Regions from separate parts of the Mus musculus genome. Here region 1 is linked to region 2. The links are chromatin loops, found by intact Hi-C in ENCODE. Cell type or tissue: left cerebral cortex. All regions are shown on one strand.

What was found. A loop is a pair of places that touch in the nucleus more often than their neighbours do. Peaks named below come from ENCODE experiments on the same cell type or tissue, not always from the same donor. Only the 100,000 strongest peaks of a DNase experiment are listed, where the experiment ranks them.
Region 1: it touches region 2 in a loop (2.4-fold over the local background); 11 of 42 quality-filtered maps call a loop at or near these places.

The regions. Positions count from the first base shown.
Region 1 is chr2:91,031,212-91,036,211 of GRCm38, reverse strand. It overlaps Gm13777, which reads left to right and starts at 4,937. Exons shown (of 1, transcript XM_035096981.1): 1 at 4,937-5,000. It overlaps Rapsn (receptor-associated protein of the synapse), which reads right to left and starts at 585. Exons shown (of 8, transcript NM_009023.3): 1 at 224-585. The coding sequence starts at 415. It also overlaps Gm13778. In left cerebral cortex, a CTCF peak has its summit at 3,042 (motif pointing left); no DNase peak of the experiment used is centred here.
Region 2 is chr2:91,099,310-91,104,309 of GRCm38, reverse strand. It overlaps Spi1 (spleen focus forming virus (SFFV) proviral integration oncogene), which reads right to left. Exons shown (of 5, transcript NM_011355.2): 2 at 4,784-4,880. Among named protein-coding and RNA genes, the nearest start is that of Spi1, 5.1 kb to the right of the region's middle. In left cerebral cortex, a CTCF peak has its summit at 2,713 (motif pointing right); DNase peaks (open chromatin) are centred at 936 and 2,720; H3K27ac peaks cover 200 bases.

The DNA of each region.
Region 1 (5,000 bases), 68 kb after region 2:
GGTCAAAGGCCACAGGCCTGACTCTGACGATACCCAGCCAACTAAGACTCAGGATCTCCCATGCATATTCAAAACTTCAGACCAGACACTAGCCTATGAGACCCAGAGGTTCTCACTCAGGAAGATACAAGGGTGTCTGGGAGTTGGAAGCCACCCAGTCCTGTTCCCAATCTTCTCACAGCACCTGGGCCCTCCCACAGCACCCTGGAAGGGTAATGTGTACCTTCAGCATCTCTTTGTAGCGGCCCATCTCCGAGTGAGCTGTTACCAAGCAGCCCAGTACCCGGAAGCGGCCCACGAGGTCAGAGCCCTTCTCCAGCACCTTCATCCACACCTGCAGTGCCTTCTCTGTCTGGTTGGACTGGTACAGCTGCAGTCCTTTTTCAATCTGTTGCTTTGTCTGGTCCTGCCCCATCTTCCCACAGCCTGGCCACTCGGAAAGACCGTGGCTGGCTAGGTGTCTTTAGACCCTCATGGTGTTGGACCCACGGTGTCGGCTGATCTCTGGGGAGTGGGGGTGGGGGGAGCACACCAGGCAAAAAGCTAAGCAGGGCCTGGATGGACAACGGGCGCCACCCTGGGAACAAGGCTGGTTCAGCCCCTGTCTGCAGCTGTCCCTGCCAGTTGGAGCCACGTGGTTTCTGAGGAATGTCAGCAGCAAGGTCACGAGGGTTCCTGCTGCACCCACTCCAAGCTGAAAGGTGGCTGTCCCAGGGATATAGGCACTGCACCACCGGAGAACCTGTTTGGTGTCCCCTTTGACACTTCTGACACTGGCCTTGGTGCCCCTGGCAGGTTATGCTCTTTGGAAGCCTTGTCAAAGGCTGTCTGCCAGGATGCAGGCAAGCCTTAGGCCAGAGGTTTTGACAGCAGGAAAGCAGCAGGCAGGACACTTGGCATCAGGGAGAGGAGTTGAATGTTCGCCTTGCTGCTGATTCTTGGTTCTTTTTCTTTTGTTTTGTTTTCTTTTCCTTTTTCCTCTCTCTCTCTCTCTCTCTCTCTCTCTCTCTCTCTCTCTCTCTCTCTCTCCGCCTCCCTCTGTCTCTCCCTCTCTCCCTCTCTCTGTCTCTCTGTCTCTGTCTCTGTCTTTCTGCTTTGAGACAAGATTTCTCTGTGTACCCTGGCTGTCATGGAACTTGCTTTGTAAGCCAGGGTAGCCTCAAACTCAGATATCTGCCTGACTGCCTCCCAAGAGCTGGGACCAAAGGAGTGAGCCATTGTACCTGGCTAATGGAACATTCCACCCCATTCCCCCCAAGACAGGGTTTCTCTGCATAGCTCTGGCTGTTCTGGAACTCACTCTACACCAGGATGGCCTCAAACTGAGAGATCTACCTGTCTCAGCCTCCTGAGTGCTGGGATTAAAGGTGTGCACCATCACAGCCCAGCTTCACCTCTTTTCTTCCCAGTTCCTCCCCCATTTTATTTTCTCATTTTACCCATCACATAGACACTTACCTGGGCACATGTCCACACTGTTCCTAACAATTAGCCAGTTGATGGGAGGCCTGGTTTCCTCCTAACTCCCTTAAGCAAATCATGTAGCTCTCTGAGCCTGCTTCCTCCTCTTCGAGGCAAGGATAGTTAAACTCTCATAGTGGTGTGTGGCTCTCACACAGCACAGCACAGCACAGCACAGCACAGCACAGCACAGCACAGCAATGGGCACCAGCCTGGCCCTGCTTGCTGTATTTCTGTATTAGCTGTGTGAGCATAGAGAATTTGGGCACATTGCTGGCCCTGGAGAAGAAAGGTTAACAGCACCTAGTTCACAGGATTCCCACAGAACTAGAGGAGCTGCTGATTGACAAGGACTTAGAACAGTGTCTAGTGTGAAGGAAACAGTGTGTTAGTGAGAAGAGATGATACTACCTACCCCTTGACAAAATGATGACCAGAGGCCACAATTTGGTCCTTGAAGATTCACGAAGTGTCTCAATCCCAGGGGCTGGTGAGATGGTGTAACAGCATTTGCTGCCAAACATAACAACCCGAGTTTCATCCCTGGGAGTCACGTAACCGGACGAACAGACTTCCATAAGTTGTCCTCTGACTCCCGTATGAGTGTGTGCATTACACACGGACATGATAAATAAGAAAAATCCCCCAATTCCAATGCCAGCTGGTTTGACAGCATCTCTAACAGTGAGCTCTAATACCAAACACTGCAGCACACTGTCACAGTGGTGCTGGATTGCCGCTATCTTCAGAAGTGTGTACTCATGAGCAGTCCCCATCAGTCCTCCCTAATTATGGCTATCGGGTCTCTCCCGTCCTAGATCCATATCATGAAGGCCTAACCCCTTCCTCACAATGCAGCCAGCCGTATGTGGAAATAGTCTTTAAAGAGCTAGTTAAGGTGGGCTGTAATCCATTGCCAGGAGATATGACACCTTCATACATGCAGGCAAAACACCAATGCGCATACAATGAAAAAAAAATCATGTTTTAAAAGTTTATTTAAAAAAGAATCCCACCGGGCAGTGATGGCGCATGCTTTTAATCCCAGCACTTGGGAGGCAGAGGCAGGCGGATTTCTGAGTTCGAGGCCAGCCTGGTCTACAAAGTGAGTTCCAGGACAGCCAGGGCTACACAGAGAAACCCTGTCTCGAAAAAACCAAAAATTTATTTATTTATTTATTTTTAAAAAAGCTAATTAAGGCAAAGTGAAGTAGGTAATAGGGGCTGTGTGGATTCTTCAGGGGAAATATAAAGTGTCCTTTTACCAGGTAGACTTGGGTGGACCTGTTTTTTAAAAAGCATATTTAGCGTGTGTGGTGGTATATACACTTTCAAGGCCAGCACTTGAGAGGCAGGTCTACATAGCATAGCAAGTATGGTCTACATAGAAAGTTCCAGGTCATCTAAAGCAACAAAGTTCAACCCTGTCTCAAAAACATGTGTGTTGTGGGGCTGGTGAGATGGCTCAGAGGTTAAGAGCAGTGGTTGCTCTTCCAGAGGTCCTGAGTTGAATTCCCAGCAACCACGTGGTAGCTCATAATCTATACGGAGATCTGATGCCCTCTTCTGGCTTGTGGATGTATATGCAGCAGAGCACTCACATTGAACAAAATTTTTTTTAACAATTTTTTTATTAGATATTTTAACAAATTTTAAAAATTAAAAAAAAATATATAAAGTGTGCATGTGCGGGAGCTCACAGAGGTCAGAAGAGGACATTAGATCCTCAGGAACTGGAGTTACAGGCAGTTATGAGCAGGGGATTGAACTGCTGTCCTCTGGAAGAGCAGCCAGGCTCTTAACCACTGATCCATCTGTCCAGGCCCTGAAACTATTTCTTTGGTGCCCACCCAGGTTTACCCTGATTAACCGGTGTTCCCTGGAGCACGGGTAATTTAGGCAGTTCCATCGTAACACCCACTTGGTATAGGGATGAATCCCAGAAGCCTCATCACGGGACTCCTTGCACAGCTTGCAGGCAACCCCACTGAAGGCTCTCCCTCCCCCACCAATGATTGTAAGGTGGGACCACTGAGACACCTAGCGTTGAAACTTTGGTTGTTCTAAGGTCCTTGATCAGTCCTCACAGGAAGAGATCTTTGTTGCATTTTTCTGAGGAGACAGTTATCCTGGAACCGTACATGGGACACCAGTAACTGACCAAAGAAGGGATTTCACCTGTCTAGCTTGAGTGAACCAACGACTTTATTACAGTTACTTACAGGAGCAGGGTGACCAAAGGCAGCTCTTCGCTGGAAAGCTCACCCCAGCAGATGAGGACTTCTGTATTCCTGGAACCTCCTCCACAGCTTATAGTCTGACCACTGAGCCCTGTCCTCCCAGTGCCCGCTCACAGGTTGCATAACCTTACAGTTTCCTTGGCTTCCCAAGTCCTGAGTCTCTCTCTTTCTCCCCATTCCCTCCTAGAGTACAATTGAATTTGGAGGAAACAGCTTCACAATACTGGAGTGGGCCTTAACACCTATTATGGGAACTTAAGACACAGGAAGAAAACGTGAATCCCAGCGTGTGGTGCACACTGGAGACCAACTCAAGGCCATCTTCAGGTCCAAGGAATTAAGGCCAACCTAGGCTACAAAGGACTGTCTCAAAATGACAAATGACTTCAAGAGAGACCTATTCTTGACCATCTTAAATTTCTAGTTTCCAAAACTGAGTGAGTGTTCATGGAATTACCCACTTGGAATGCTTGGACCATGTCATGACCTTTAGTGAAAGGTTTTTTTTTTTTTTTAGGTAACATAACATTTGGGTAAGATATCAACACTTGTAAAGGTTTATTTTTATTACACTGTATTATTTTTATTATGTGTATGTGGGGAGGGGAATGCACCTATAAATGCAGGCATCTGTGGAGTTTGCAAGTGTTGAATGCCCATAAGTAGCTGTTCTATGAAGGAACATGGGTCCTCTTCAAGAGCAGTGAACAACATATATGTATTTGTTTGTTTATTTGATACAGGTTCTCTCTGTATAGCCCTGGCTGTCCAGGAACTATGAAGACCAGGCTGGCCTCAAAGAAATCACTTGCCACACCTGGCAGCAATGCAGGTTCTAAACAGAAGAGGTATCTTTCCATCTGCTTTGTTCTCTTCTTGGGGTCAGTGTGATGGTTAGTTTTGTCAACTTGACACAACCAAGAATTACTGGGGAAGGGAACGCTTTGGCTTCTGTGGTAGTTTGAATAGGCACAGCCCCATATACTCATGTATTTGAACGCTTGGCTCACATGGAATGGCACTATTAGGAGGTGTGGCCTGGTTGGAGTAGGTGTGGCTTTGTTGGAGGAAATGTGTCACTGAGCAGGCGGACTTTGAGGTCTTATAGGTATGCTCAAGTCTGGCCAATGAGAGACAGCCTTCTCCTTCCTGCCTTCCGATCAAGATGCAGAACTCTTGGCTCCTCCAGCACCATGTCTTCCTGCATGCTGCCATGTTTCCCATCATGATGATAATGGACTAAACTTTACTCTGAACCTGTAAGCCAATCTCAATTAAATGTTCTTTATAAGAGTTGCC
Region 2 (5,000 bases):
CATTACGGAAGAGTTAAGACACCTCATATAGCAGTCTGGGCTCTTATCGCCCCTCAACAGTATCACTGAGAAACACAGTTGGAAAGGTAGAACAGATATTTAAAGGAGACTCTAAGGGTCAGCAGAGCTATGTCCTAGTCACATGATCATAACAATGGGCACGTCTGTTCAGATGTATTACCATATAACAACGGGAAGCCTGCCAGGTAGTGGTGGCACACACCTTTAATCCCAGCACTTGGGAGGCAGAGGCAGGCAGATTTCTGAGTTCGAGGCCAGCCTGGTCTACAGAGTGAATTCCAGGACAGCCAGGATTGGAAGCCTGCAGAACTGTGAGCATCGTGTTGGGAATTGCTGTTGTCAAATGCTCCTCCTCACAGCCTATGTGCACGTACACATACATGTCTCAAACTGGAAGACTGAGCTGACTAATCTCTGAACACCTAGAAGGCTCTCAGTAAACAGCGATGTTTGTGGGGCTGGGGGGATGGCTCAGTGGATAAAGCACTGGACATCCACCATGTAAATTTGTGGTGTAAGTAGCAGCTCCCCCCAACCCTCCGTGATTCCAGGGCTCTGAAAGGACAGGTGTTCTCCAGAGCAAGGTGATATCAAACACACAGGATAATAGATGTACCACAAGCTTACTGCAAGTGTCACCGGCAGCGGGGAGGTGAGAGAGGAGAAGGCTTTGCCTGAGGTGCTGTATGTTTCTCACTACGGCATTGAGAGCTTGTTTTAAGATTTGCTTTTATTTTATGTGTGCAAACGTTTTGTCTGCCACACATAAAGCTATTCAGATCTTGTAATGTACGCCAATGTACCATGTGCACATGTGAGTTACAGACAGCTGTGAGCCACCATAGAGGTGGTGGGAGCCCCGCTGAGTCCTCGGCAGGATCAGCTGGTGCTCTTATCTGCACGGCTCTCTCCAGCACCTGAGCGTTTGCCATTTTGATAGTTTTAAATTAAACATTTAAAAATGTATTTCAGGCTGGCAAGATGGCTTCCACAAGTTGTTCTCTTACTACGTGCACACCACACACACACACACACACACACACACACCCCACATACAGAGAGAGAGAGCGAGAGAGAATATAAAAATAGAAAGCATATTTAAATTTTCACCAAACATAAGGCTATTCAGATCATGTAATTTCCTTGTCCAAAACTCTCCAGTAAGATTAATTACAGCTTAGTAGCAGAGGGCTGTCCTGGCAAAGACACAGGATACAACATATACTCCTCCATGGCCCTCAAACCTTTTTTGATCTGCCTTTTGATGGCCACTTTGGTTTCATGTTGTCTCCTGATGATGATCTGTAGCCATGTGTCTGGCTTCCTGCTCTTGTTTTTGCTGCTCCCTGTCCCCATCCACCTCACATGTATGGTCCTTTCTCTTCAGGAAGATTTCAGCTTAGCCATTACCCTCTCAAAGGCTTCCCTGAACATCATGTGAACAGAGCTTCCACACACCCATGAGTAGAGGAGGGGAGGTGTAAAATGAGTGGAAGGATGGGTATGGGTAGATGAGAGAGTGAGTAGATGAGTGGGTAGATAGGTAGAAGGGTAAATGCATAGAGGATGGATAGATGGATAGGTGGGTAGGTGAGTGGATAGAAAGATGGGTAGATGGATGGGTGATGGATGGATGGATGGATAGATGGATAGGTGGGTGGGTAGATGGATGGATGATGGATTGGTGGATGGATGGATGGATAGATGAATAGGTGGGTGGATGGATGGGTGGATGTATAGGTGAGTGGATGGATAGAGATGGATGGCTATCACCCAGGCCGTGACTCCTTTGGGGTTTGCATATCAGATATCCTCCATATCAGATATTTACATTAGGATTCATAACAGTAGCAAAATCACAGTTATGAAGAAACAAAAAAATAATTGTGTGTCACCACAACATGAGGAGGTGTATGAAAGAGTCATAGTACTGGGAAGGTTGAGAACCACTGCCCTCGCTGCTCGCTTGCTCTCTTGGGTACAGCAATGCTAACAACACATACTGAGCCCTCACCCGGTCCCGTACTTAGCATGGTACACACAGCCTCACAGAGGACACATGTCACCTCATCAACCTGTTATAATTCTGCGAGATGCTTCCATGATCTCAGTTTCCCAGATGAGGTAGGGGCACTCAGAGAGGCTCTGTTGCTTGCCCCAAGGCTGGCAACTGCTGAAGTCAATGAAGAAATTATTCCACTAAGTATCGCTTTCTTACAGTGTGGACACAAAGGACAGGCAGCAATCAGCAGAAGGATGGGAAAGGCAGAAAACTTTTCTTGAGTCTTCTAATAGAATGTTCCAGTAGGGATCCGGGACAGCACCGATACTCAGATGGCTAATGACTGCAGAGGTGGGGGTGGACAGGGCACCCAGAGACCCTGGAAGAGTCTCTGAAGGAATTCTGGGCTTTCGCCTTAAGTATAGAGCCATTTCTATAGCCCTGCTCCAGATACAAAGAACTCCTTGGAACTCTGAGCCAGGGAAACCCAGCTTCTATGAAGTGCTGGCTCCATCTTCAGCCACACTCCCACATCTGATATCTAGATATTCGGGCAACTGCATAAAGGTAAAAGTGAGGAGGCCAAACTCTTGAAGGAAATGCCTCTATCTAAACGTAGACTAGGCCAAAGAGAAAGCAACCGGGACTGAGAAAGAGGCTCCAAGCCCTGCTTTGCTTGTGAGACCTGAGCCACCAGGGGGAGCCCTCCTCAAACTCAGGGAGATTTCGGTCAGTCCTCCAACTCTGCTGGAAGGGTGGGTGGCTATGGTGTCAGTCACTCAGACCTGGTTCTTAATCTGTGTGGGGGAAAATAAGTATAACGCAGGCGGAGATAACGTATGTTATCTGAACTTCACCCAGGGAGGGTGTGTTTCTTGTACACTTTGAACATGTCTAAGAAGAACAAAAGAAGGCATTTGGAAGCTTTCCTAGCACTGGGGGTGGGGGTGGGGTGGGGGTGGTCCTGAAAGGACCCTGTGCCCCTGAGGTGGACCCTCCTGGCAGGACACACTTCCAGAGGACTTCATGCTGAGTGCCAGGTGAAGGTGCTCTCAAGGTTTGGCTTCCAAATGAAAAAGCCTTAACTGTGTGGCATCACAAGTGACAGTCCTGGGTGTGGCTGTCAGGTGTGGCTGAGGTGCTGAGCATTTTTGACCTTGAACCTCCAGATTCACGAATTACGGAGAATCCCCCATCCCGGTCTGGAACAAGGTGGCTGTGCTTCCTGGTTTGTTTCAGGCGACCTTCCCCAGGCACTAAGTGTCTCTTCCCTCTCCCCTTAACTTTCTAGAGAACAAGGCTGGGTTTTGGGTGGACAGTTGGGGCCAGGCCTCTTCACTATCTCCATCAGACCTGGGGTGGAGGGCTTGGTGTATGCTGAACAAGGGACACTCGGAGGCTTTCCCTTGACCAAGACTGGAGACCCTCTGGCATCTACTAAAAGTTGTTTGTTTGTTTGTTTTAAAGTTGCTAAGCCTTTTGCCAACAGAATTACCAAGTCCCAAATCTCAGTAGTGCAATAGAGAAAGGCTGTTAGCCACACAGTAAGGAAGGGAGGTTTTCCAAAGGGGGTTTTGGATAAAGGGGAATAGCAAGAAAAGAGAGAACGCGCTAGAATGAGTGGTTAGGAAAGAGCACAGGCACAGGACAGGTCACGTGGACCAGAGGTCACTGGCCTAATCAAGTCACTCAGCTCCCCACCTGTCCTCGTTTATTAAAAAGACCCCAGGCTGCCCAGGCCCAAGCCAGATGGGGTTCCACCCAGTGCTGAGATGGAAAGTGGACTACGCTCCCCTTCGCTAACCCAGACTCTCTCTCCAGTGATAAGCACCCACAGAGAAAAGATTAGTTTTCTTCCGTGGAGTCTCAGCAGGTGTACAAACCACATTTAAGGGCAGGTCGAGCTCCGCGCTCCCTGGGTGGAGGGCCAAGCAGAACGCAACACTGATGAACTCAGTGTGGTTTTGGAGTTTTGTCTTGTTTTTGGTTTTGTCTCACAATACTTTGGGCACTTTTAAAAATCAAACCTTATGGTCTTCTGGTTTTAAATTTTTATGGGACTTCTCTCTCTGTGTGTGAATGTGTTCTCTCTCTCTCTCTCTCTCTCTCTCTCCCTTCTTTCCTCTCTCTTCCTTCTTTCCTCTCTCTCTCTCTCTTCCTTCTTCCCCCCTCTCTCTGTCTCTCTCTCTCTCTGTCTCTCTCTCACTTCTTTCTTTTCTTTCTTTTTTCCCCCCGAGAGAGGATTACAGGGTTTCTCTGTGTAGCCCTGGCTGTCCTGGAACTCACTCTGTAGACCAGGCTTATATGTGTTTCTTGCACTTTTTCTTTTGGCTCTTTTTTTTTTCTGTCTGTCTGTTTGTTTTTTATTTTTATTCTGGTTTGTTTTTATTTTATCTTATGTTATTTTTAAGTGTCTATTTGTTTCCTAATCAGAGAGAAAGTGAAGGTGTGGATTTGGATGGTGGAGAGAATCTGGAATGAGTTGGGGAAGGGCGACCCACAATAAGAATATTTTGTATGAAAATAAATCTATTTTTTTTAAAGTCCCCAAGGACCAGACAAGATAAATGAGAAAGAAACTAAATTTGCCCTTGGCACAAGAAGATGCTCAGGGATCAGAGATAGGGCTGACATTGTGGGATACAGGGATGAAGTTGCTGCCTGCATCTTACTCTCAGAATTCCAAGTAACTTCAGGAGTCTTTTCCTCTCTCCAGCCCCAGGGCATGCTGGGATGAGGGGTGGAGGACCAGGTACTCACCGCTATGGCTTTCTCCATCGCTGCCCACGAAGGAGTAGTAGTCATGCATTGGACGTTGGTATAGCTCTGAATCGTAAGTAACCAAGTCATCCGATGGCTGCCGAGAGAGAAAGGTGTCGAGCCTGAGCTGTTGAAGATATTCCAGTGAGGTTTAAAGCTAAGTTTGAGGCCTGTGACCTTCCCTGACTGGGGCACCTGGGAGCTGCCCAGCCTTTGC